2 separate regions of the Homo sapiens genome follow, and region 2 is linked to region 1. Evidence: chromatin loops called from intact Hi-C (ENCODE). Cell type or tissue: Caco-2. All regions are shown on one strand. Links, peaks and the distances in the headings refer to the core of each region. The heading gives the core; the rest is flanking DNA. Region 1 overlaps TNFSF8 (TNF superfamily member 8). Region 2 has its middle 380 kb from the start of DELEC1.

Evidence for each region. A loop is a pair of places that touch in the nucleus more often than their neighbours do. Peaks named below come from ENCODE experiments on the same cell type or tissue, not always from the same donor. Only the 100,000 strongest peaks of a DNase experiment are listed, where the experiment ranks them.
Region 2: a loop joins it to region 1, with 13 times the contacts of the local background. A loop is called at or near these places in 15 of 110 quality-filtered maps.

The regions. Positions count from the first base shown.
Region 1 is chr9:114,905,699-114,908,541 of GRCh38, forward strand. TNFSF8 (TNF superfamily member 8) reads right to left here. Exons shown (of 4, transcript NM_001244.4): 3 at 130-201. Among named protein-coding and RNA genes, the nearest start is that of TNFSF8, 23 kb to the right of the region's middle. RefSeq lists enhancers at 1,648-2,270, 2,271-2,843. In Caco-2, for the core only: a CTCF peak has its summit at 1,464 (motif pointing left); a DNase peak (open chromatin) is centred at 1,413.
Region 2 is chr9:115,523,274-115,526,197 of GRCh38, forward strand. No RefSeq gene overlaps it. Among named protein-coding and RNA genes, the nearest start is that of DELEC1, 380 kb to the left of the region's middle. In Caco-2, for the core only: a CTCF peak has its summit at 1,420 (motif pointing left); no DNase peak of the experiment used is centred there.

The DNA.
Region 1 (2,843 bases), core at 1-2,500:
ACTAAACAGTACACATCTGCAGGTCACATTTGGCCATGGGACTCTAATTATGACTTCTGGCTTAAAAGTTGCTGAAAAGCCACAGAAGCGGTTTTCATATGTTTAGGTTTCCTGGGCTTGGTTACTGACCTTGGAGGTAGGCCCATGACTTCTTGAATGGAGCCCTTTTCAGGATACATAAGAGGTCTTCTGAGCAATTTCCTAAAAATAAGGAGACGATGCATTAAAATGTCTTTTGCCGTTTTGGGATCTGGAAATACCTGATCTTTTTCTACAACACTTTGATGGAGACAATTACCGTTCTGTTTTCCATTTTCAGAATAAGGAGAAAAGCTCTTTATTTCTCATTTTGCCATCAGGTATTTTAGGATTTTAATTTTTTAAATTTATTTTTATTGATTGCTTCCACTTGGACTTTTATGGAAGACTGTGGAAATCAGGGAAGGAAACAAATATGACATCCATTCCTATAATGTGTCAGGGGCCATTTTTTGGCACTATACGTATTTCATCTCCTTAATCTTTGCAGCAACTCTGTGAGAGGGGTATTATTAAGCCCCTTTTACAGATGGGAAAAAAATCTGGGGGCCACGCAGGTGAAATACATTGTTTCGTGGTGCCTTGCCAGGCAGTGGTAGTGAGAATGATAATACTGATAGTAAATACTGTCAACTTATCTACCACACACCAGAAACTAGTCTGGGTACTTTTACAGCTGGGTAATATATCAGCTAATCTAGTTCTCAGACTAATCCTGCAGGGTTAACTTTGATGCCTAGAGGTGGTCAATACCATCGCCTAAGTTCAGACAAGTTTGTGTAAATGCTGGAATTGCCCATGGCTAATTCCAGAGGCCAGGTTTCCTGTTCTAGGCTATTTTGCTAGACAACGAAGATAAAAACATCTTGGTGTTCAATTTTAAGAGGACACAGGGTTAAAGAAATCTTAACAGAAGTCCTGCTATTTGGAGCTTCCTTGGCAGAGGCAAACATAATATTATGTTATTATGGTATTTAAGAAATAAAAATATTTTTCATATATTCACTAGTGATGGTGGCTTAGCTTTTTTTTATTACAGTAACTACTTAATATTTTGTATGCAAAGATTCAAGTTATACATTTCCTGCAATGACACTTGAATTCAACTTATTCAGAGCTAATCTCTTCTTTGATCCTTGGTTTCCCCATGTGTAAAACTGGACAATCTTTGACCTGACATGGACATCTTCTCAAAGATGTCACCAGAGATGACCATGTAGTCCATCCATCAGACGGTAGGCAGCCAACGGCCCATTCAATGGAGCAGCCACACCCTGGGATATTTGCTCACTGCATTGCCGAGTAGTACCTGCTGGGCTCACAACCTTTCCCATTGCAGTCTCTGCCCAGCCCTGAGAAAGTCCCTCCTGGCCATCCTCATAGCTTCATGGGGGCTTTGGAGTGGTTGAAAGTTAAATGAAGAGTTCCCTCTGCTGTCTGAACAAGCTCACTGCGAGAGGCACTCCGGGCAGAAGCAGGGGCAGTTTTCCTCCTTATCTGCTGCATCCACATAGAGCTTCTGGTCCAAAGCTCTCTTGGTGGTGAGAGCCAGTGGGTCAGCTGTCATCCCCTTGGTTTCATCCTCATGCATCCTCTGATCAGTGCTCTGGTCCTGCCTGTTGCAGCCCACAGCCCACACTCTTGGGGTTTGTAGTCAGAACCCCAACACTAATGGCTGCTTATGCTCCTAATGGACTGTGACTATGGTTAGAGAGTCCTCCTGGCGTAGCCTCCTACTCTAAGCTGCAGAACATCAAGCCAGGGAGACAGACCTGGCTGTCTGTTTGCATGGAAGCCCTTTCTGACTCCTTTCGCCTGCAGGATCAGGCCCAAGCTCCTCAGCATGGCTTTCATGGTCCCCATTGTTCTGACTCCTACTGAACTCTCTGGTCTCACCCCTCACCTTCCCTCCTCCCCTTTCCCTTTATGTTCCAATAGTAATAATAACGAGGAGGAACAGTGATAATAATATGAATGGTCATAACTAATACATGTTGAGTGATAGCCATTTTCCAGGTACTCTGCTAAGTATGCTACATGCATTATTTCATTTAATTCTCACAATAACACGATAAGAGAGGTACCATAATTAAGTCTATCTTGTACATAAGGAAATGGACCCTTTTAAAGGTTAACTGACTTGTTCACATTCACACAGGTAGTCAGGGGTGGAGTAGAGATCCAAACTCAGGCTGCCTGACCGCTGCCCGAATGGATTCCTGACTGCTGTCCGGGAGTTTGGGGCTTTGCAGTCCCCCTAAACATACCATTTAGGAATGTTGATTTATCATTACACCTTGGCACTTGCTGGGCTCTCTACCTGGACTGCCTCCTTCACCAGGCAAGTTTTTCCTTGTTTGAAACACAGCCTAGCAGTCAGCTCCTCCAGGATACTTCCTTTGCCTATTTGCCCATTCTATCAGACAGTGAACCCTCAGGGCAGAGACTCCTGTTTATAAACCCCCACTGCCCAGTCTAGCAGATGCTCTGTAAATATTTGTTGAATTGAATCACCTAGTTCATCTTTCTTGTTTCCCTCTGTGGATACAGAGTAAGTACTTAGGACAACAGTGAGGTGAATCAGGACGCTTGGCTTGCCTTTTGCCTGAGGGCTAGAATAACACAGGGCCTCATTCTCCCACTGGCATTGCAGGTCAGGCTAGATTAGATGGGAAGATAAGATTCATGCCTTGGGCTGAGGCCAGCACAAAACATCAAGAACAGGCTCTGCTCATTGGCCGAAAGCCCTCTTACACTGTTCTCCTTACCCCTTATGGCAGGTGAGCCTCTGTAAACAGGTGGCT
Region 2 (2,924 bases), core at 273-2,772, 620 kb after region 1:
CTGCTAGACCCAAGAATTCTGGTCAAGGAAGTGACTACGTCTGCTATATCACCAGCCTAGAATCCCTGTGCCCTTTCCTTCCTGGGAATTGACTTAAGGGGGCAGGCAGATTTTTCATGCACAAAGGATCAGACTGCCCTTCCCTTATATAATGGGGTGACAGTCTCATCCTTCCAAGAGATGTGTCCTTAGTTCCTCAGTTTTCTTTTATGGAACTCTAACCTCAGTGACAAAAGAGTGATTTATCTTTCCAGTAGAGGCTCATCATGGGATTTCAAAATATCTACATGTATGTTCAGATTTGCAAAGTACCCTATTCTCTTTTTCCCCAGTTCTAGGAGAGACTGCTCTTGATGAATCAAAAATGGTTTCCTGGCATGTGTCTTGTTGAGAACAGAAGGAAAAACAAAATTTAATCACTGGCATATATCCCACCACAATCAATTTCACGATTCTATAATGCAATTGCACCATTTCTTGCTAATATGTGCTATTAGACAGCAGATTTGTTGAGAGTGGGAATTACATCTTACCTATAACCATTAAGGCATTACACCTTAATTCTATCCATGCACAGTTTCTAAGCTAGAACCTGCTGCGGAGTTGCACTCTAGTGATTTATTTATTATTTCACTAAAGAAAGAAGACTGAATGAGTGCATGGATCTCCTCCTAGAGTCCTTTCTGGGCACCATGTTCAAAATGAAAAAGGTCTTTTATCTGTGGTCACCAAAATTATATTTCTGAAAAAGATGCTGAAGTTTGTCTTTGATAAGCTCTCTTACATGTAATTACCTATGTTCCTGGCTATCTTTTATAAAGCAGCAATAAACTCAAGATTGTCTAATAACAATACCAGTGGAAGTACTATGTGCAAAGACCCCTTGGGAATCCCAGGATGGAAACACCTTCCATTAAAAAAGGTAACAGTCTCTTCCTTGGCAATACAGGATAATGGTGATATCAGAATATTTCAGAACGTATGTGCCTACTTATCAACAGGTATCAGTGTGAAGACACTGTGTACAGGTTCTGGCTCTAGCTCTGCTGCCAACCTACTAAGCTAGCTTTGATAAGTCTTTGTCCATCTCTGGGGCTCAGTTTCATTTTCTCCAAAAAGCAGTGGAAGGAATGTATTATCTCCGTGATCACTTGGAAAACCACATCCCTGCTTATTAATCTCCTGGAAGCTCCTATGGATTACGTACCTAAAATCAGACATGCTGGTCTAGCTCACAGGCCCTTTCCCTCAACACTGACCCTCATCTGACTGGTGGGCCAGCCAAGACTTAATATTTACCATTATGTTGTGTCCAAAGAGAACTGCTGTGATCTGGTAGTGGGGATTTGGAGTTTTCAAAATCCTGAACAGTGGCTCTTTACTGCTCCCTGGTGGTATAAGTGGGCTTCTGATGATGTCCAAAGAAAACGTTTTCTCTCTGAGATGTAGACTCCGCTCTTATCTTTTGGAAGGCTTAATGAGCCAAATATGTAACATGCCAGCACAATGCCTGCTACCAAGTAGCTGCTGAATAATGCATATTTATTTGTCCCTTCCAAAGGAAATTGGCTACAGATAGTTATGTTTTGAAGATTCTTTAAAAATATTACCATTATAGAGTAGGAATTTAGAGCATACAATAATAATGATAATGATAATAAATAATAATAGCAGTAAATCATGGGTATTTATTATATAACACCAAAAAAACTAAAAGTAATCAAGCAAAAGAGGGGTATACAAACTCTGAAAAAAATGAAAATTTATGTATTTGCTCATTCTTTTATTTATAATTTGTGAAGATGATAGGAATAAGGGGAGTCTAACACTTATTAGAGTCTATATTTTTCCATGTTTTCCATGTTGATATTTAACACCTAGAAAAATCTAATCATGCAGAAGTGAATAGCCTCATTCTACATAGGAGGGAACTGCGGCTCAGGGAGACAAATAGCGTGCTGAACGTTCCAAGAGCAATGTGTGGCCAGCATCTATAATTTAATCCAAGTATGCCTTGCCCCAGACCTTTGCTGTTTCTAACATATCATCCAGCTTTCTGGGGGCTTTAAAATCACTTCATCGTCTACCCCTTGAAAAGACGGAGAAACAATGACTCAGAGAGAGATGCTCTTTCTCCAGTGGTATGCTGGTAAATGTTTACCAACCAAGTCAGGGTGGTGGTGGGCAGGGACCAATCTATGGTATTTGCTGATTTCTCTGTTTAAAAAATACTCTCATCATGATCTATTTTATTGAATGTGGAGTTGGAAAGTAACGGGCTCTCGTGTGCTGGCAGCACATGACTGCTCCTAAATTTTACAGTGACAGCTTACAAATATTTATTGAGTATCAACATATTCCAGACTGATGTGAACAAGAACTCAAGTGTCTGGGCCAACTCCAGCTCCCTTCTGCTTTCTGGCTCTGGACAATAGAATCTGAGATGTCATTCTGCTACAACCTCACCAATTGGCCATTTTAGCCTCTGATTCTGCCCTTTTCCTATGACTCTGACTTCATGATATGAGAATATTTAGTATCAAGGTGAGGTGGCAAGACATTCATAGAGACTTAAATGAGTCACTGTCTGCCTATAGTAATGCCCCTTAGTATGGGAAAGAGATGCCCCTCTCATGGTGTGGTACCAATCAGCATCAGGATCTCTGCAATATGCTTATGCCAGTGGACTCTATGCTTCATGAAGGCAGAATATCTATCTTTTTATATACAGTTGCATTTCTAGAGCATAGAAAGATGGACTGATCCACTGTAGGTACATAATAAATAATTGTTGATGGCCAGGATATTAGAATTTCACTGTTTATATAAATTGCTTATTATTCTATGATTTTGGAAAGGACATTTAAAACCTCTGGAAGTCAGTTTCTCTATCATTGAAATGAAGAAAATACTAGCTACTATGA